Linked DNA regions of Homo sapiens: all the other regions are linked to region 1. Evidence: read pairs that join two places in POLR2A ChIA-PET (ENCODE). Cell type or tissue: OCI-LY7. All regions are shown on one strand. Each heading gives the region's core, and the rest is flanking DNA. Links, peaks and the distances in the headings are about the cores only.

The links. Peaks named below come from ENCODE experiments on the same cell type or tissue, not always from the same donor. Only the 100,000 strongest peaks of a DNase experiment are listed, where the experiment ranks them.
Region 2: POLR2A ChIA-PET joins it to region 1 with 5 read pairs; 2 of 35 experiments call an interaction of 5 or more read pairs at or near these places.
Region 3: POLR2A ChIA-PET joins it to region 1 with 9 read pairs; 1 of 35 experiments calls an interaction of 5 or more read pairs at or near these places.

Annotation. Positions count from the first base shown.
Region 1 is chr2:173,936,315-173,943,398 of GRCh38, forward strand. The region is part of intron 4 of SP3 (Sp3 transcription factor); the gene reads right to left. Among named protein-coding and RNA genes, the nearest start is that of SP3, 26 kb to the right of the region's middle. RefSeq lists an enhancer at 3,759-3,898. In OCI-LY7, for the core only: no CTCF peak of the experiment used is centred there; a DNase peak (open chromatin) is centred at 3,737; H3K4me3 peaks cover 1,155 bases; H3K27ac peaks cover 2,232 bases.
Region 2 is chr2:173,825,749-173,832,832 of GRCh38, forward strand. No RefSeq gene overlaps it. Among named protein-coding and RNA genes, the nearest start is that of SP3, 140 kb to the right of the region's middle. In OCI-LY7, for the core only: no CTCF peak of the experiment used is centred there; no DNase peak of the experiment used is centred there.
Region 3 is chr2:173,854,725-173,861,808 of GRCh38, forward strand. No RefSeq gene overlaps it. Among named protein-coding and RNA genes, the nearest start is that of SP3, 110 kb to the right of the region's middle. In OCI-LY7, for the core only: no CTCF peak of the experiment used is centred there; a DNase peak (open chromatin) is centred at 3,817; H3K4me3 peaks cover 475 bases; H3K27ac peaks cover 750 bases.

The sequences.
Region 1 (7,084 bases), core at 1,855-5,854:
GGCCCCGCTCCTACCTTCTTTAGTGCTAGTTTCTTCCCATTCCACTCTGTTCTGAAGGTTATGTCTTCCAAGCATTGATTTATTCACGTTATTCCTCTGTTCAAAAACTTTCAAAGGCTCCTTAAGTAAGGTTAAAAATAGTGCAACCCTCACCAATAGTATTCAGTGCTTTTCATTCTCTCACCATACTTATTCAAATGTGTCCTATCAGCCACCAGTCACCAAACTGCCCAGATTTCTATTCATGCTATAACAGCATTTCCCAAAGTAGTTCCTCACAAGTAACCCAATGAAATACTAATCAATACAGATGTATAATCTAAAAAAGAAAAAAATGCTGCTTCCTTTCCTTAAATAGGTTTATTTCCCACAGGATTTCTCAGAAACTTTAACATGCTAATAAGCATTTTTATAACATTTAATAATACCTATTAATATCTTACGAACCATTTTTGGAGAAACACTTTGCCTTGCCTCTATTCTTACCTTTTTTTTTTTTAAACCTTGTTAGTAAACATCTTCCTCTCATCTCTCTACCTATACAAATCTAGATTCCCCATTAAACTTCTCTCTTCTCTATTAGGTCTCCTGGAGCCTTTTTTGATTTTCTGTTCCTCTGAACTTCTACACAGTTATCTGTATCATGCAATTTAGTGACTTACTATATTGATTTATATTGCAGATCACACACTGATTTATATTGTTGATTACTACTCCATGTATCTATCTTAAATACTCCAATAAATCTGTAAGCTTCTTGAGAAAATGAACACATACATACTTCTACAGACAATACAAAAAAAGCACACAGTTGACTATTTACATTTTCACAGTAAGAAACTTGTTCACCCGCTCTCTCAAGTTCTTGAGCCTTTATTAACCCTGTGCCCAAACAAGGCTGCCAAATGAAAGCAGCAAAGACATTTATTAAAAATTTATCTGACTTTCCCCTTCATATGCAAGAAAAACCAAGAACACTTCCACTGCAGTTTAGTGTGACTGGTTATCCCCTGAAATTTATCAACTACCTTCTTCATTAACACAAGAGATAATGCAGGGAAATAGCCTAAACAGTCAAAACTTCATCTTCAAGGCTTTCACAACAGAACCATAAAATCCTCTTCCACTTGTGAATCAAGTAAGTATACAAACCCTGCCCAAGCTGTTACTATGAACAAAGCTTACTAACTCAAACATCACAGGAGATGTTGGAACCAAAATTAAAGTCCAATCTTACTTTATGTTAAATTTCTTGAAAAAAAATTTTTAAATAATTCTGATGCTCACTAAAGTCCGAGAAAAAAATGTTTAAAAAGAAGTTTTAAAATATTTTTTAATCCAAATTTTCTACTCATTAAAAACATGAGGCTAAAACTCACATTCTCAAAACCTTTTTACTCTAGAAAATCTCCAATATATACCAAAGTAGGAAAGCATAACAAACTCCCATGTACCCAACACCCAAATTCCACAAACTCTGGGACAATTCTATTTCATGTATAACCCAAACTACCTCATTTTGAAACAAATCCGAGATATAACATTTCATCTGCAAATATTTCATTATGTACTGCTCAAAGATAAAGAACTTACAAAAAATCTCTCATCATGTTATTCTTAGAATAAAAATACACTAAATCTACAGTGTTAAAAAATGACTTTAGGGCAAGTCATTTAATTCTCCTAAATTCTCTCATATGCACGTAAGACTAAACCTAACGTTCCTCTTGCTTCTCTTAGTTTCTTCCCCCACAGGTTTATATGTTGGCTTCTGAAACATAATTCTTAATGTCAAGAGTTTTTAAAAAGCTACAAATTTAACACAATTACAGAATTGGTAGAGGTATGAAACACAGAATGCAACTATCACATCTGAACAAAGTTATAATCCCAGCACTTTGGGAGGCCAAGGAGGGTGGATCACCTGAGGTCAGAAGTTCAAGACCAGCCTAGTCAACATGGTGAAACCCTGTCTCTGCTAAATATACAAAAATTAGCCGGGCGTGGTGGTGGGCGCCTGTAATCCCAGCTACTCGGGAGAGGCTGAGGCAGGAGAATCACTTGAACCTAAGAGGCAGAGGTTGCAGTGAGCCGAGATAGTGCCATTGTGCTCCCGTCTGGGCAACAAGAGCGAAACTTTGCCTCAAAAAAAAAAAAAAAAAAAAAAAGCAACCAAACAGGTAAAATTTACATTACACATTTCCACACAAATCTACGTTTATTCTGTATCTATTATTGGCATCTCTTCATTTTATCCATCAAAAAAAAGAATGCAGAAAAAAAAAAGATGAGTAAGCAATGACTGCCCAATCCCAAAACAAGAAATACATGTTAGCTATAATACAAGACAAAGGACAAGTGCTATTAAACAAGCGGTAATTCAAAGGTGGCAAGAAGAAGGGAAGGCTGCGGGATAAGGCAGTATCTGGGCTAAGTCTTGAAAGATGTCAACCTGAAGGTTACTCCACTATTCCTGTTTCTAAAGTGCTGTGGGGTTCAATGTTAATATACCATTTATCACATTATACTAGAATCATGTGCATGTCTGTCTAACCCAATGATTCTTAAGGGGGAGATGAAGAACTGTCCTCCAGGGGACATCTGGCAATGTGTGAAGCCATTTTTTTTATTATCACAACTGCCTGGGGTACAGAGTGCTACCAGCATCTAGTGGGTAAGTCAGGAATGCTCCTCAACATCCTACAATGCAGAGGACAGCCCCAAAACAAAGAATCATCAGGCCCAAAATATCAACAGTGCAGAGGTTGAGAAATCATAGTCTAACTTGTTAGATTATGAGCACCTTTAGTGCAAGAATTATCATATTCATCTTTGTAATTCCAGTATCTGGCATGCACAGCAAGAGCGCTGTAAGTTATCTGTAGACTCAACAGACCTCAATTTAAAGGTAATGGAAGAGCCAGTAAAGACTTTACAGAAAGCAACATGATCTGTGTTTAGGGAAAATGACTGATACCAAAATGATGTATTGGAACAGTTTCTAGTATCTTACAAAATTTAAAATGCACATATTCTCCAACCTTGGGATTGTGCTTTCAGATGTATATGCTTCAGATATGCATACTTTAACAAAAGAAATGACACATCTGTATAAGGATATCTACTGCAGCATTTTTGAAATAAGATTAAAAATTTTTGTGACATCTGGCCAGGCACGGTGGCTCATGCCTGTAATCCCAGCACTTTGGGAGGCCGAGGCAGGTAGATCACCTGAGGTCAGGAGTTTGATAACAGCCTGGCCAACATGGTGAAACACTGTCTCTACTAAAAATACAAAAAATTAGCCAGGTGTGGTGGCATGGGCCTGTAGTCCCAGCTACTCAGGAGGCTGAGGCAGGAAGATCACTTGAGCCAGAGAGGCGGAAGTTGTAGTGAGCCAAGATTGCGCCACTGCACTCCAGCCTGAGCAACAGAGCAAGACTCCAACTCAAAAAAAAAAAAAAAAAAGTTACACTGATTTTGGGGGAGGAATTAAAAAGATTAAAAATGTAAAAATTTTTTTTAAAAATAAATTTTTGTTAATGCACCAGAAAGGAGGGGGCATGGAAAATGGAAGTTGTTTTTTAAGAGAGAGTCACCCAGGCTGGAGTGCAATGACTCAATCATAACTCACTGTAGGCTTGACCTCCTGGGTTCAATCAATCCTCCCATCTCCGCCTCTCTGAGCAGACAGGACTATGGGCACACATTACTGTGACCAGCTAATTTTTTTTTGTTTTTTGGTAGAGGCAAGGTCTTGCTTGGTTGCCCAGACTGGTTTCAACTTCCTGGCTTCAAGCAATTCTCCCAGCCTCAGCCTCCCAAAGTGCTGGGATTATGCCACCACACTCAGCCTAGATTAGATGTCTTAATAGTAGTCTAGGACAGCGGTCCCCAACCTTTTTGGCACCAGGGACCAGTTTCATGGAAGACAATTTTACTGCTGACAAGGGAGATGGTTTCAGGGTGAAACTGTTCCACTCACTCAGATCATTAGGTATTAGATTTTTCATAAGGAGCTTGCAACCTAGATCCCTCGCATGTGCAATTCACAATAGGGTTCGGGCTCCTATGAGAATCTAATGCTGCTGTTGATGTGACAGGAGGCGGAGCTCAGCCAGTCATGCTTATCGCCCACTGCTTACTTTTTGCACTGTGGCCTTGGCACCCGGGGGTGCAAGACCCCTGGTCTAGGAGACCAGTAAGAGCCAAACTAACAAACTGAGAATGGAGAGGATGAACAGATAACAAAAATATGGCAGAAACAGAACAAAAAGGACTTGGAACTTTCCACCAGGAAACAGAAGATTGAAGTTTGCATGTGTGCCCAGCAGCTAAAGGTAGCTGGAGAAAAAACACAACTGTGCTAATTATTCAAGCAGGCACCCAGTACTGCTGCAATTCTACATCTCACATTTCACTTTCCAATTCTCAGATGACCACTTCATACCTTCTTCCTTCTCAAACTTCCTAACACCTGGCCCTCTCACCCATCTTAGCTTGTTTCTTATCACAAAAGGAAATAAGGAATAATCTGACAAGAATTATCTTATCTTCCAATCAACATATCTGTATCTCTGAATGTCTATCCAATGCCCTTTCCCTGTTATAATGACCCCTACTCCTGTGTCCAACCCTTAAACCTGTGTCCTGTGTTTCACCTTGCTTGTTTTCTTAAAACATCCCTCTCTCATCCTCTTTCATACTTTCTCTCCTCTATCATTAATTTGTGGCGAGATTCTTAGAAAACCAACCTCCTCAACCAGGTCCACCTCCAGCTACCACCTATTTCAATGTTGCTCACAACACGAGTAAAAAAAAAAAAAAAAAAAAAGTCTGTAATTACTCTCACTAAATCCTCTTCACCTTTTAAATCATTCTACTCATGCTTTCCTCCCCAGCACTCTTAATGAAACCACTTGTTAAAAGTCACCAACAATCATTATCTTACTAAATCCAATATCCCGTTCTCTCTCATCTTATGTACCCTCCACAATATATGAATAGATAATGCTAGGCATGGTGGCTCATGCCTGTAATCCCAGCACTTTGGGAGGCTAAGGCAGGTGGATAACGTGAGACCAGGAGTTCGAGACCAGCCTGGTCAACGTGGCAAAACCCCATCTCTTCTAAAAATTACAAAAAATTAGCCAGACATGGCAGCACACATGTGCAGTCCCAGCTACTTGGGAAGCTGTGGTGGTAAGGTCACCTGAGCCCGGAAGGTCCAGGCCAGTGATCATGCCACTGCACTCCAGCCTGGGTGATAGTTGAGACCCTGCCTAAAAAAAAGAAAAGAAAGGGATAAGCATTCCCTCCTCCTTTCTTAAGTAATTTACACACTTGGCTTCCAGAATATACTTGGCTTTCATGGAAGCTCCTTCTGTTTCCTTTGCTAGCTCTTCCTCTACTTCTCACCCTCTATATGTTGGGAATGCCCTAGGACTCATTCCTAAGGCTTTCCCTCAATTTTGGATACTTAAGTTTCAGTTCCTGAATTTCTATTTGGTTATTTTACAAATCTGCAGTGTCATTTCTGTTACAGTCTCCAACTCTGTTAAAATTTTTTCAAGCTTGGCTTGTATTCCCTAGACCACAGTAAGTAGTTTTTAGTCTATTTCCATTGTTTCTGCTGGTTCTCATTCACGGTATCTTACCTTCTCATATGCCTGGTGGGTTACATTTGATTCTGTGCCAGACCCTGCATTTAAAAAGTCTAGAATAGTAACTTGAGGCTCAGAATATGATTTCCCAAGTTCTTCTCTATGTATATTCTTTCTCTACTAAGTTAGAAATTCTTAAACCAGCTGCACTTCAAAATCACTTTGGGATTTTTACAACACAACTTTCCTGGTTTCATGCAGAGCAATTAAACTAGAATTGGGAGGAGGATGAACACAAGTTGTTGGCACTTCTAGAAAGTTCTCTGTGAGATCCTACAATGCAGTCAAAAGTTGGGGCCGGGAGCAGTGGCTCACAAGGCCTGTAAGCCTGTAATCCCAGCACTTTGGGAGGCCGAGGCAGGTGGATCACTTGAGGTCAGAAGTTCAAGACCAGCCTGGCCAGCATGGTGAAACCCCATCTCTATGAAAAATACAAAAATTAGCCGAGCGTGGTGGCGCATGCCTGTAATCCCAGCTACTTGGGAGGCTGAGGCAGGAGAAACGCTTGAACCCAGGAGGTGGAAGTTACAGTCAGCCAAGATCATGCCACTGCACTCCAGTCTGGGTGACTGGAAAAGAAACTATGACCTGAATATTTCATCGAGTCATATCTGTATACACTAATGACACCCTAAATTCTACCTCCAGCCCAACCTGACCACTAGATTCTGATATTCCACTGTTTACTGGAACCATCCACTTGTAGATCTAATAGTCATTTCAGATTTAACAAAGCCATAACAGACTTAATTCCCACTTTACTCCACCCTTCCCTAGATTTTCTTCATTACTAGCCTAGCCAAACTATCATCTTTTGCTTGTACAGTCAGCCCTCCACAGGTTCTATATCTGTGGATCCAATTAACTGTAAATCAAAAATGTTTTTTTAAAAACACAAAAATAAAAATATAAAATTTAAAATACAGTACAACTATATATATAGCATTTACATTATATTAGGTATTATAAGTAACTAAGAGATGATTTAAAGCTTGTGGGAGGATGTGTGTAGGTTATATGCAAATACTACAAGAGACTAGAGCATCTGGGGATTTTGATATTCTAGGGGGTGTAGGGAGTATCCTAGAACCAATGCCCAATGGATACTGAGGAATGACTCTATTGCTCCATCAGCCTTATGCTTACTCTGAGGCAGGGACCTGCTGGCGTGATCTTTTAAATACATAAATTATATCAGTTCCCTATTTAAAACCTGCCAATGTTTTCCTATGAGACATGAAATAAATCCAATTTCCCTACCATGGCGTATATTATCTGGCCCCTGACTGATTCCAATCTTATTTTCTAACACTCCTCATTCATGAAATTCCAGCCACCTTGCTCATTCCCTCTTCCTGGAATACTCTTTCCTCCAAATGTCAATGTGACAGGCTCCTTTATCAATGTTCAGATCTGTAGTT
Region 2 (7,084 bases), core at 957-4,956, 110 kb before region 1:
GGGCAGGATGGAAGGAAGCAAGAAAAAAAGAGAAAATAAAGCTGTTCTGCATAAAAAACCAATAGCCACTTGCAGAAGAGATGACAGAATAGAGATAATAGCTAGGCAATATGAGCAAGCAGATAAAGGTTCTTCAGAAATAGGAATCTCTTTTAAAAATTAAAAATTTTAAAGATTTTTGGCAAACCTCCTCCAATTTCCTAAAATCTTTTTTTGTTTGTTTGTTTGAGACTGTGTCTTGCTCTATTGCCCAGGCTGGAGTGCACTGGCATGATCTTGGCTCACTGCAACCTCCCCTTCCAGGGCTCAAGTGATTCTCCTGCCTCAGCCTCCTGAGTAGCTGGGACCACAGGCACACGCCACCATTCCTGGCTAATATTTTTGGTATTTTTTGTAGAGACAGCGTTTCGCCACGTTACCCAGGCTGGTCTCGAAGTCCTGGGTTCAAGCCAGCAGCCCACCTCAGCCTCCCAAAGTGCTAGGATTACAGCCATGAGCCACCGTACCTGGCCCCTAAAACCTTTTGAAACATCTGCTACATACCTACAATTCTCCTGAGAGTGGGTTTTAGCAGAAATCCATGTAAAGAAACTGAAGCGTCACTTCAGAGTTGCTGTGGGACCTGATGAGATACTTGCCTAGCGAGCCCCAGAAGTGGATAGTTCAGCAGATTCGGGAGCTCAGACCAGAGGTACAAGGAAAGCAAACAATGCCCCAGGATGCCCAGAGGTCTGGTCAAGGCAGAGGTGTTTCCTGTACAGGGGAGGCCATTCAATACAATTTCATTTGAATTGCAGTAGACAGAGAATATGGCATCTAGATTATAAAGTAATTTGGTACTTTGAAGAAAGATTGGGTATAAATGGCCTTTTGACTGTTATTTGGGGAAGGTTTCCAGTTTGGAGCTTTATTGTCCAGAGATGGGGATAAGAATTGATAATTTGAACGAATAACTTCAGGCTACACTTCCAAAGAACTTTCAAAGCCCCAGAGTTTCATTGCAAGGGTAAGATTAGGCAGATGGCTCTCAGGACCAAGATAATTCTGGGCACTACTAAGTGGACAACTGCCCAGGAAATAACGAAGTGGCCAAATATGTTTTCAAATACAAACAAAAACAAAAACAAAAAAATGGAGCTGAAAGGACTAGAGCATTGGTTTTCAAGCTTCATTTTGCAATAGATTCCTTCGCTCAAAGAAAATCTTACACATTCCACACAGGGAACTGTTCTGGTTGAAGACATGATTCTGGAAATATGAAGTCCCCCTAACCAGAACCTGGGTAGCACTCTAAAACCCACATTTGGGGCCAGGGGTCAAATCAAAAAGAAAATTCATTTGTTTATGCTGTTTCGATTTTTAGTTACAACAGACGAGACAAATCCTCAAAATTACTGCCTCAATTAATCTGTGGTGGAAAAACATCGGAATGCAGAGCAGGTGGTGTTGATGGGGACTGACTAAGAAGGGGCCTGAGGAAACTTTCTAGGGTGATGGTAATATTCTATATCTTGATAGGAGTTCGGACTACATTTGCGAAAATGCAGCAAATATGTAGTTCAGACTTGTGTATTTCATAGATGTAAATGTTATATCCAATGGGGAAAAGTTATAAGCAAATATTGAACCCTCGCTGATAAGATGCACGTTGAAGTGTTTGCAGGGTTGTGTACAGAGGTCTGCAAGTTACTTTCAAATGCACCAAAAACAAAACAGGGTGGCTTGACAGAAGGAGGGATGGATAGACGGATAACGAGGTGACAACGTATAGTAAACTGTTAGCAGCAGAATCTAGGTGGTTGGGCATACAGCTTTCAACTTTGCTGTATCTTCAAATCTTTCTTAATAAAATGTTGGGGGAAAAGGATTCTTATCTTTTAGAGACACATATTGAAATACTTATGGATCAAATTACGCAGTATCTGGGATTTGCTTCAAAATAATGTGGGAGGAACAAGTGTGGGGGAGAATAGAGGAAATAAGATTGGCCAAGAATTTATAATTGAAAATGGTAATGGGGTACATGAGGACTCATTTTCCTCTCTCTACTTTCATGTATATGTTTGAAATTTCTGTAATAAAAAGTTTTTAGAAATGAAAAAATAACACTGTATTAGATATGACTTTTAAAGCTTCTTCCTAATTCTATTTTGCAAATATGAATACATAGTGTGTCAAAAAGTTTTTTAAAAAACAATAAACAGGCCAGATCCAACAGCTCACACCTAGAATGCCAGCATTTTGGGAGGTCGACGCAGGAGGATCACTTGAGCCCAGGAGTTTGAGGCTGCAGTGAGCTATGATCATGCTACTGCACTCTGCCTTGGGCAACAGAGTGAGACCCCATTCCTAAAAGAAAAGAAGCAATAAACAATACATTTTTGCCTATGATGACGGGCTCTCATTTAGAAGACCAATGTAGCAATTATGCTTTCATCAAATTTATTTGACTAAAACTATGTTTAAAATGGAGAAGGCCCAGTTTCTATTCTAAAAAGGTTTCTCACTATGAAGCATCAGTGAGGAAATTCAAGTTATTAAATTGTATCTGACTCTGGTTCCTGACATGGGCTCCCCATAATAAGAGAATAAGAAGCCTACAACTCTAGGTGTGGCTGCCCTACCCAGTTTACAGCGCACATCCTCCGCACCACCCACCTTCGTTAATGCAACCAAATGCCAAGGAGTTCAGGGCCAGTCCCTGCACAGGAGCCTAGGGTTTCTGTCTCTGGAGTCACTGCTCTTATTTGTTTCCATACTGCCTTTCTAGTAAAATGCTAGAACTCTCAAGCCAAAAAGAAAAAAAAAAAAAAACCACTTTTGAGATTCATGAAAATGGAATCTCTCCTATATGTTTCCTATGAAATAAAGCTTAATTCAAGGAAACACCCCCACATTCTGATGTTTAGCCAAACCACCTTGGGCTTTACAGTGGGGCCAGAAATATGACAAGATCTGGCAAGATCTTCTGTCCTTCCTGCTTGCCATCAAAAAGAAAAGCTCCCCCGCCCCAGCTCCTTCCTCTCTGTGCTCTCTCCCCACAACCCGGACTTTCTTATGGTGTTTCGAAACATGTCCTTAGGAACCTGGATAAAACCCAAACAATCAAGATTCTGGAAAACTGGAATGTTGTTTCTGAAAAATTTTAAACCTAGAAATAAATAAATCAGTGCCTATGTGTTTGGTTTGAGTTTTGGATGAAAGCCCAGAATGACTTTCCTTTGCACCTGAACTGGTTTGCCCATGCCTGTGCAAGAAAACCACCTGTCCCTCAGTGGAAATAGTCTTCGTTATTGTTCTGTGGGCTTTAAGCTTTTTGATATTTAATATTATTAAAGAGCACTCCTCTGAGGGCAAAAGATGTCCCTAGGCGACTTGACGGCTCAGTGGGCACTACGTGGGCATGCAGTGAGCTGGGTGTCTCTCCCTAAAGCCTCATCCTGGTAGGAGGGAGCCAGAGGGAAGCAAAAAAAGCCAGAGGGTTGTGAGAATCATCAGCATTACAAAATGGAGTCACTAATGTCCAATGCTGACAAAATGGAGCCAAGAGGCCATGAAGGAGCATCCCCATGCACATATGCCTATGACGGTAATGACACAAGGACTTCCTCTAAACCTCAATGTTCTAGGTAAGCCGCCTGCACAGCACACTTGCCTGCCACAGCTGTTGCCAATGCCTGCAGTAAGCCCCTGTAACCCATGGTTGTTGTTGCTGTTGTCTTTTCAAAACAGCTAATGTGGACTTCCCTTTGTCTTTAAGCTTCCCCTTGCCCCAACCCCTTTGGATGTGCCTATGGTTCACCATCGTGTATATCCCATATTGCAATCCCCTCCTGTTCCCAAATAGACTCTTGGCTTCAGAGAGTCCGTCTCTGTGTCACTCATTTTAGGTTGACAAGGCAGTGTGGCAGCTGTCAGTGACCATGGGGAGGTGATGAAGCTTGCAGCTGCTGGTACTGCAGATGGCTCAGGGAAAGGTTTCCAGAGCTAGGCTGCCTCGGGTTAGGAACTAAGCTTCTCCATGTTGCAGCTCAATGACCTTAAGTAAGTGACCTGGGCCTCAGTTTCTCCATTTCTAAAGTGAGGATAATCATAGCTCATATGGATCAAGCACCTTCCCCTAGCCCAGCCCTGTTCTGAGAGCCCTGTAATTCATCTTTATGACAACCATATAAGTAGATGTATGACTATCCCCACTTAAACGAGCTAAAGGAGTTCCTGAAAGTCACACAGCTGGTAAGTGTTGGAGCCAAGCAATCAGACTCCAGAGCCTGCTCGCTTAACCATCAGGCTCCCTCACCTGCCTTTCAAGACCACTGCATAATCATGATCATCCATAACACCCTCTGGGCCTAAAAAGGTATAAAGCAACCGTGGAAGGAGCAGGCCTTGTTCCCCTAAGATTGCAGCAAGGGTGAGCAACTTGCCCCTGACTAACTTAGACACTAACCAACTAAGAAAAGAGGACCAGGCACTGGAGTAGATGAAGGCATGGCCAGATCCAGGTAGGACGCCTGCAGGGAGCCCACACGAAGTGCTTTCCACAGGGAGCCCAGTGATTGTCCAGAAAAATGATGCAATCTGGGAAGACACAGTAACCAAAAAGTACTCAGAAGCTAAGAAACTTGGTTCAGTGCTGTGATATTGTGAAATACATATTTGGTCTTCATCTCCAGAGTGTCTTTTGTATGCCAACGAGACGACTGATGGGGACTGGCTGCCAGATAAACCAACAATGTGTTTAGAGAGTTGGAAATTTCAGTCCCACCCCCTAGCCCCAGCCCACCACCAGGGAGGGGAGTGGGCTGAAGGTTGAACTGATCACCAATGGTCAGTGATAATATCCACCCTGCCTGTGCAATGAAGCCTCCAAAAATCCTATTGGACTGGGTTCAGAGACCTTCCAGATAGTGGAACAAATGGAGGTTCCTGGAGGGTGGTGGGCCCTAGGAGGGCAGGGATGCTCTGCACCCCTTCTCCCATACCTCGCCCTATGCATCTCTTTATCTGGCTGTCCATCTGCATTCTTTGTAACATCCTTTATAATAAATGGGTAAATGGAAAGAAAAGTGTTTCCCTGAGTTCTGTGAGCCACTCTAGCAAATTAATTGAACCCAAGGAAGGGGTAGTGGGAGCTCCGATTTGTATAGGGGACACCTGGGGCTTTGCAATTGGTGCATCTGAAGACTGCACCCGTCTTGTGTGAACCTGTGAGATCTAACACTGCCTGCAGGTAGATAGTGTCGGAATTGAATTGAATTAGAGGACACGCAGCTGGTGTCTGCTGGAGAATTGCTGGGTGTAGGGGAAAGCCCACACATCTGTTGTCAGAAGTGTTGTATTGAATGACTGTGTAAGAGAGGAGAATAGGAAAAAAACACTTTGGTTTTTGGGGTTTTTTTTTTTCCTATATCCCTTAGAAGCATCCAACCCAGAGAAGGCTGGACAGAACAAACAACACAGGCAAAACCCAGAGGAACTGCTGCAATGCCACCTGGCTGAAAGGTTTAGAGAAAGGAGAATTAGAAGTCCAGGCCCATTTGCATCTCAGGCTAAAATTCAGGACAGTGCTCAACTGCTATTTCTTGAGTCTGTTCCTATCCAAATATTTGTAACTTGTGCAACAAGTTAACAAGTCCCTAGAGAGACTAACAGTAAAAAGCCCTTAAAAGTGAAAGATAGTGTGCATTTATTTTAGTGAAGGCAACAAAGTAGAGCCAATGGGAAAAGATGCAGCCGCTTTGAAGACAGCGCCGAGAGGGAGTATTTGGAAATCAGAGATACACAGGCCAACTCCCAAGGGCTTACAGAATGAAGGCAGAAATACATGGGAAGCCTATTGAGGCTGCTGAGAGGACCGAGGGGCATCTGGAGGGAGGGCAGTGTTCTCTGGCTCCATGTGACCCCTCAGTGACACCCACAGGCCTGGAAATGTCTGCAGAGGCCTCACATAGCAGAGCACTGTGAGCTGGCCATGTGCACACTGAGCAAGGGTCAGGGGTCGGGAGGGAGGTGGGAGGCTCTAAATAGTCTTTACTCTCCCCCCGTCCAGCATCTGTGAGTCAGCACAGTCAGCCTCTGATGAGTCTCTGTCCTTTCTCGGTCTCTGTTCCTCTGAGGGAGACATGAAGGAAAAGGGGAGGGTTTCTGTATCTCTTCAAGACTAAGAGGAGGTGGAAGTGGGGCCTGGTAGGAAGTGAGGGGAGGGGCCCAGGAGCTGGCTCTGGCAATGCTCCCTCAAAGGGCGATGAGGAAGAAATGGGAGCTGCAGGGGATGGGGTCCCCCCTGGCCACACTGCCAGGTGAGGTGAGACCCAAGACCCTCCCCCTCCAGCACCCAGAGCCTACTCCAGCAAATTCTCCTGTCAGCGCCTGGAGAGCTGGACTTGATGAGCACACACCCACCCCCCTCGGACCCTTCAACAGGAGGGACTTCAGAGACTGAGTCCTTGTTCAGGCCCATCCGCCTACTCCACATGGAAGCCAGGGTAACTAGACTGAGGAAAAGGTGGGGAGAGAAGGCGGCCCCACTGCAGCTAGTGGAACATAACGGTTGAAGACCTTTGAGGGGCTAGGTAGAGCCCCCTGGCTATGCCCGCAGCAGGCAGTAGGAGCCAGCCTCCGACTCTCATGACCTCCAGGGCACAGTGACAAGACAGGCTTGTCTTTGCTAATATTGATCACCTTGCAGGGCTGGGCTGCAGGACCAATTATTAAAAGATGCTGCTCCCACCAGATGAGGAAGATTCCAAACAAAAAGGAGGAGTGACATCAGAAAACTATCCTGCTGTACCTAAGCCACTGCTGGGGCTCAGAAAGCAATACATGGAGCACGGTGCTTTGAATACAGAGTACTCTGAACTAAAGAAGCAACCTTAGAACCAAGATCTTCCCAATCTTCTCTGGCCCTCATCTCCCGGCCCTCTGCCTCTCCCGAAGCACAGGGAGAACCTCTATCTGAGGTTCCCTTATCTGCGTAAGGGGTGCTCCTCCCAGATGAATGCAATTCCCTTAAGCCCTCTCCCTATGATCTCGTCACACAGGGAATATTAACTGTCAGGAAGATTAGAGTTGACAGCATGCC
Region 3 (7,084 bases), core at 1,677-5,676, 82 kb before region 1:
GAAACCATTATCCAAAAGCTGCCTTTTCCTCTCTAGTACAAGATTGCTTCCCAAGGGACTGCATTTCTTTTCCTAGAGGACACCAGTTTTCATTAAAACCTTGAAGGAAGCAATGGATGTCATCGCCCCAAGTCTTCGTTTACTAGGTCCCGATCTCCATTCTATTTATTCAAGACTACCACAGCTCCTTCAAAAAATCAGAAACATCAACCCAAATATCCTCATTATTTCTGTTTCTACACAAGAGCAACATATTGACTTTGCCAAAACAATTAAATTTAAGCCATGAGTCACCAGCCAAACAGTCCCCTTGGTGACTTCATCCAAGCCTTCCTCCTGCCAGCTGTCCCTCCTGCATCTGTCGAGTCCTGGGCAGGGGAAGGGCTGCAAACAAGACAGATTAAATTCTGTGATATGTCTTCATTTTTGTTGCCTTAGAATTTGTGGAAACCTTCTAAACACAAATTGATTCCAAATCAAGTTTTGAATATCGGAGTCAGGGAAATGAACTATTGATTTGCCCTTGGCTCTGCAGAACTCAATCAGAATTTTCTCATTTTCTGCTGTTTTTTTCCTTTTACCTGTGGAAGGAACACTTCGGGCAAGAACCAATTCCAAGGCTGGTAGATGATGTTTGAGAAATAGTGGCTCTCCTCACCCCTGTCATTCTCAGGTGTCGATGCACATGTGTTGGCATTTTAACTTTTACAAATTTTTTTCTATTTATTTTCTTTTACCCACTCACCAGGCCCTAACTCCCTCCTACAGAAAAATCCTAAAGATATTAAAACCATAGGAGATTTTCTTTTTAATATACCCCATCAAGAACTATGATTTACACTATGCTGAGTGAAATCCATTTCAGATGTCCTGCTTCAAGTTTCTAGAATTTAATACAAACTTAAATATCTTATTGGATTAATGCATCCATTCAGTGTTCTGCTGTTACTTTGATCATGTACTCAGACAAAAAAATTTTCTTCAAAGGAATTACTACTATAAATAGGCTGCTTTGTGAGAGAGCCAGTTCTGCTACATACTAGAAAACATTTCAACAAAAACATTTGTATCAAACTGGTTGGTTTTTAAAGAACTTTTCCAGATTAAAGTCAGCCTGGCAGACTGGACTGCTTAGCAGTTGGACAAATTTAGCCAGGCTGCTAGACACATTTCTCAAACTTTTTCTAATTTCCTGTTACGTAAGTAATATACAGTGAACGTCAAAGTAGGAGAGAGGAAAAATAATACAGCATCCTTATAAATATCTACCTCACATACACAATGCAATCTACATTCTGGGATACAGAAGGCACATTTGCTCAACTTGTTTAGTTAACAAAGCAAAACAAAATCTTCGTATGTTAAAACTTGATCAATGGTTAGCTGCAAAGCTTCAAAACCCAAACCAGCAAAAAAGAAAAAACAAAAATTACTGGCTGATACCTGGTTACAGGAAGAGGAGAGCCTCATGCATAACTGCAACCAGGGCCTCTAACCCTGTCAAGGAGCTCTCTCCCTTTCTCTCATCCTTTGTCCTCTCTGCTTCTCTCTGCGGGCTGGCTTCATTCTTGCAGATCACCTTTATCTACCCAAGGCTACAATCAGAGCTACTTCTAAGTCATATTTTCTCAGCATCAAGACAAGAAAGTAAAGAAACTCTTCTCCTCTGCTACCAACTTCTGTTTTTTAAAAATGGCAAGGAACGACTCTGCTGGGTCTAGTTTAGGATACATGCCCCTTCTCAGAGCAATCATTGTTGCCTAAGAATATGGTGGTATAATTGGCTTGCCCATGCCAACCTCACACCCAGCAACAATCACAACACCAGGGAGTCAAGGTCAAATTTTAAAGTGCAACTCCCTTTTGCATCCTGTATTAGACCAGCAGTTTCCCAAAACAGTCTCAGAAGGAAGGGAGAGAGCTTAGCAAACAAAACAATAAATGCTCACCCTAGGTATGTGGCAATCATAACTCTACAGTTTCTACCAGGTAAGATTTTGCCCTGGTTTGACATTTAAGATACCAGAGAGCAACTTAAATTACTTTATATCAAAGATGTTGTTTCTCTAATATAAAATTATAATTGTGTGAATTGTTAGCAATGATTCAACATGAAAAGAAATAATTTTATAGTGACATTAAGTAAATATATTTTCTCCATTTCTAGTATTCTCTGATATTCAAGTACTAGGTCTTTCTGGACATAAAACATTGAAGTGTCTTTTCTTCTCTCTCTCTCTTCACTTACAATAGGCTACACTAATAATTTTAGAGAGCCATGAATGATCTTTCCACATAATAATAAATGTTCTAGAATTGTTCTAATTCAGCAATATCAGCAGTGTCCAAAAGCTAAGTGAAAATACCATAAACGTTGAGTGGAGATGGCCATTTCCTTCATCACATATGCATAACTGTGCAATCCTAGGAGCCAATAGAAAGGCAGCTTTTCCACTCAGTGTTGGGTACCACAGGCAGTTGACCAGAGGAGCTGGAGGCTAGCCCAGCGCCACCACTAACAGTGTTGCTGTCACTACTCAGGACCATCGTTTCCTTGCCTGTAAAAATGATGGGACTGGCCAGGCACGGTGGCTCATGCCTGTAATCCCAACACTTGGGAGGCCGAGGTGGGTGGATCACTTGAGGCCAGAAGTTTGAGACCAGCCTGGTCATCATGGTGAAACCCTGTCTGTACTAAAGATACAAAAATTAGCCGGGTGTGGTGGCGGGCGCCTGTAATCCCAGCTGCTCGGGAGGCTGAGGCACAAGAATCACTTGAATCTGGGAGGCGGAGGTTGCAGTGAGCCAAGATTGTGCCACTGCATTCCAGCCTCAGTGACAGAGTCAGCTCTGTCTCAAAAAAAAAAACAAAAACAAAAACAACAACAAGAAAGACTAGAGTAGATGAACTTTAAAGTTCTAAGCTATTAAAATTCCAGTAAAGATTATTGCTAATTTTCACTTTAAAAAATTAGAATTCTAGGCCAGGCGCGGTGGCTCACGCCTGTAATCCCAGCACTTTGGGAGGCCGAGGTGGGCAGATCACAAGGTCAGGAGATCGAGACCATCCTGGCTAACATGGTGAAACTCTGTCTCTACTAAAAATACAAAAACAAAATTAGCCGGGTGTGGTGGTGGGCACCTGTAGTCCCAGCTACTCAGGAGGTTGAGGTGGGAGAATGGCATGAACCCAGGAGGCGGAGCTTGCAGTGAGCCAAGATCATGCCACTGTGCTCCAGCCTGAGCGACAGAGCGAGACTCTATCTAAAAAATAAAAAAATTTAAAAAATAAAAATAAAAAATTAGAATTCTAACAGAAAAGAATGACATAGTTGTGACATAAAAGAGCATTTGCCAGGTGCCAGTGGCTCATGTGTGTAATCCCAACACTTTGGGAGGCCGAGGCGGGTGGATCACATAAGGCCAGGAGTTAGAGACCAGCCTGGGCAAGATCTCTTCCCAATTTTTAAAAAATAAATAAAAGAAAAAAAATAAAAGGGCCGTTTTATTTTAATCTCTTAACATACAGCTAGTTGTCAGTCTCTTGCTCATTAAATGCTTACATGGCCCCTTGCCACCTTCGGGGCTGGGTGTCAGGGATACAGATGAGCAAGCACGTTGCAGTCCAAGAGCTGTGGAGGGGAGACAGCGTGTAAACAGATCATGAAAGTGCAATGTCAAAAGCATTCTAAGAAGGTAGTAGGCAAAGAACCCAGCGGGGAGGTGGCGAACCCTCCCCCACGATGACCTAACCGAGGAGGGTACATTCAAGATGAGCCTAGAGAATCTGTATAGTTAGCCAAGTGTGAAGGAAGAAAATCTGGGCAAGGGAGGAAGCATGTGCCAAAGGAGCTCAGCAGGTTCTGAGAAAGGAAGTCTGGTCAGAGTGGGACAGGTGTGGGGCAGAGATGAACGGTGAGGCCAAGGGACTTTCTCCTGTTGACAGAGAGAGCCGCTGAAGGGCCTCCCACAGGAGCTCGGCACACACAGACCTGCCTCCTAGAAAGTGCCCTGGCAGCAGTGCAGAATGTGGATCAAGGGAAGAGTGGCCAAAGGCAGAGACAGTCAGCCATCACAAAGCTCCTATATTCATTGAATGAGCTGATGAGGATCTGGGTTAAGGCAGTGGCAGGAGCAAGGGAAGAGAGGGCAGGGGCTGCTGAAGGAGGAGAAGGTTTTCTGCGGCCCATTAACTGAATTACATTTATCATTGCGCGGAGAAAAACTTTTCCTCTACCCTCTTAGGTTCAGTACCTGGAGCCTGTGAATTAAACTTTAAAAAAAAAAAAGAGAGAGCGAGATTAATGGGAGAAAAGGCACAGAAATTTTGTTAATCTTTATGTGCATGAGGGTTCACAGAAGTGAAACTTGAGCAATTATACTTGGGCTTATATACCATTTTAACAAAAAAAGGGGATTTGGGGGCTTCAAGGGATGATAAATCATAGGGAAGTAACTAGGAAATATATGGGAAAACTAATGGAAGATAAAAACGAGCCAGGCGTGGTGGCTCACGCCTGTAATCCCAGTACTTTGGGAGGCCGAGCCAGGTGGATCACTTGAGGCCAGGAGTTCGAGACCAGCCTGGCTAACACAGTGAAACCTTGTCTCTACTAAAAATACAAAAATTAGCCGGGCATGGTGGCACACACCTGTGATCCCAGCTATTCAAGAGGTTGAGCTGGGAGAATCACTTGAACCTGGGAAGTGGAGGTTGCAGTGAGCCAAGATCCTGCCACTACACTCCCGCCTGGGGGACACGGTGAGACCCTGTCTCTCTCTATAGATAGATAGATAGATAGATAGATAGATAGATAGATAGATAGATAGATTACAATAAGGTCTTTTTAAACAAATTCATCTCAGGGTGGACTCCTCATCTCCAGTGATACGAGTGGCCATTCCTTTCCTATACGGGGGTGGGAAACAGAGGGCACCTTCACAAAGGGAAATTCATGCTTTTAGGCAGATAAGGGAGGGCAGAGACTACTTCCTGCCTCTGTTGATTCTCAATTGCCTTCCCTTCAAAATAATCCTCATGCCAGTGTCAGATGTTGCAGAGGTATATTCTGATCCGCTTCAACCACACGTGTGGTTTTTAGTTTAATCTTCCTGAGCCTTACTTTCCTCACTTCCAAAATGGGATAAAACTTTGCAGATGTACAGTTAAAATAAAATGCAACAATCCATTTAAACTACTCAAGACAACAGTAAGTGCTCAACAAACATAAATCATCATCATTTTAAAAATCATGCACCACTGTCCAATCACCCCTAGGGGATAGGGGCAAGCCAAGCTGGCCAGTCCACCCCACATGCGCATGAGGTCCTGCAGGCGAGGGCACCCAGATGACCAGGAGTAAAGAGAGCCAGAAAATGAGGGGGGAAGTGTCCTTTGGGTGCCAAGGTCAAAGCTAGAAAAGCCAAAATCTGTCTTCAAGGTTAGGGGACTAACACAGAGACAGAAATAAGAAACAAGGAAGCTCAGGCAGATTCAGGAACTGAGTAGGACCTAGCCAAGAGCAACGTGCTGAGAGGGAAGGTCTGGAACATGCTCCTGTAGGCGGGGCTGAAGAACCCAGCCTGGGGTGGCCCCAGTGGGTCTGCTTGATTCCAAAGACAGGAAGGAACTGAGCAGACACTACTGACCATCACCCACCAGTGAGCTTGGAGACACCTGCCAACAAAAGACTGGAGAACCTTGTTATAAAGACTCTTTCTACTTTCTGGAAAAAGAGAACATTAAACCTTCCCCCAAACCCCCAAGGTAATAGGGGGAATATTCGGTACTTCTCATTGTTTCCCCCATCTGAAACTGAAGATATGAAGGAAGAGATCATTGAACAAAACAAGAGCCTTTAACAGACGGACTGTGTGCCAAGCCTTTTTCTAAATGTTTTTCCTACATTAATCCTCAAATCCCCACAACCCTATGAAGTAGACACTGTCATCATCCCCACTTTGCAGATCAGTAACGTGAGGCTTAGTGATGGTGAGTAACCTGCCCTAAGGCATCCCGCCCTCAGACCCCAGGCTGCCTGACATCAAACCACCCCAACCACTCTGCTTGACTGCCTGTGCTGAGGCGGAGCCTTGGAGGGATAAAAACCTGGACAGAAGGAAGGACCTCTTCCTCTGAGGGCGGAGGGAAAGTGGGCAAGGTCAAGTCTGGCATTGGAAAAGGAAGTCAGCTGAGGTCTGGCTTCTATGAAAGAGTTGAAAGAGGAGTGATCGTGGTGAACACTAAGGCTGAGGATTTCCTGGAAGGGGCTGGGGCCCTGAGAGGCTGGGAGAAGGAGCAGGGAGGGGTGCTGCCGTAATCAAGAAAGGGCTGCCCAGGATGGGTGCTGCTTATGAAGTCAGGGGGCCCCGGAGGAGGGGCGGGGGGGCATTGACAAGGTCCAGTCCCAGAGCTCTGGCCTTTTTTAAAAGTTTTATCTTTAATTGACAAATAATAATTAAATACATTTACAGGGTACAAGGTGATTTTTGTTTTTTGTTTTGTTTTGTTTTTTGGTTTGTTTTGAGACAGAGTCTCACTCTGTCTCCCAGGCTGGAGTGCAGTGGTGCAATCGCGGCTCACTGCAAGCTCCGCCTCCCGGATTCACGTCATTCTCCTGCCTCAGCCTCCCCAGTAGCTGGGACTACAGGCGCCCGCCACCACACCTGACTAATTTTTTGTATTTTTAGTAGAGACGGGGTTTCGCCGTGTTAGCCAGGATGGTCTCGATCTCCTGACCTCGTGATCTGCCTGTCTCGGCCTCCCAAAGTGCTGGGATTACAAGCGCGAGCCACTGCAACGGGTCAAAGTGATGTTTCTATAGATGTATACATTGTGGAATGATCAAATCAGGCTAGTTAGCATATCCAGCACCTCAAATACTTATCATTTATTTGTGTTGAGAACATTTAAAATCCTCTTTTAGCTATTTTTAAATATACAATACATTATTATTAACTATAGTCACCATGCTGTGCAGTTGAACAATGAATTCCAGACCGTATTTGTCACATCTAACTGAAACTTTGTATCCATTGACTAACCTCTCCCCTTCCCCACACCCTCCCCCTGCCTGCAGCACCT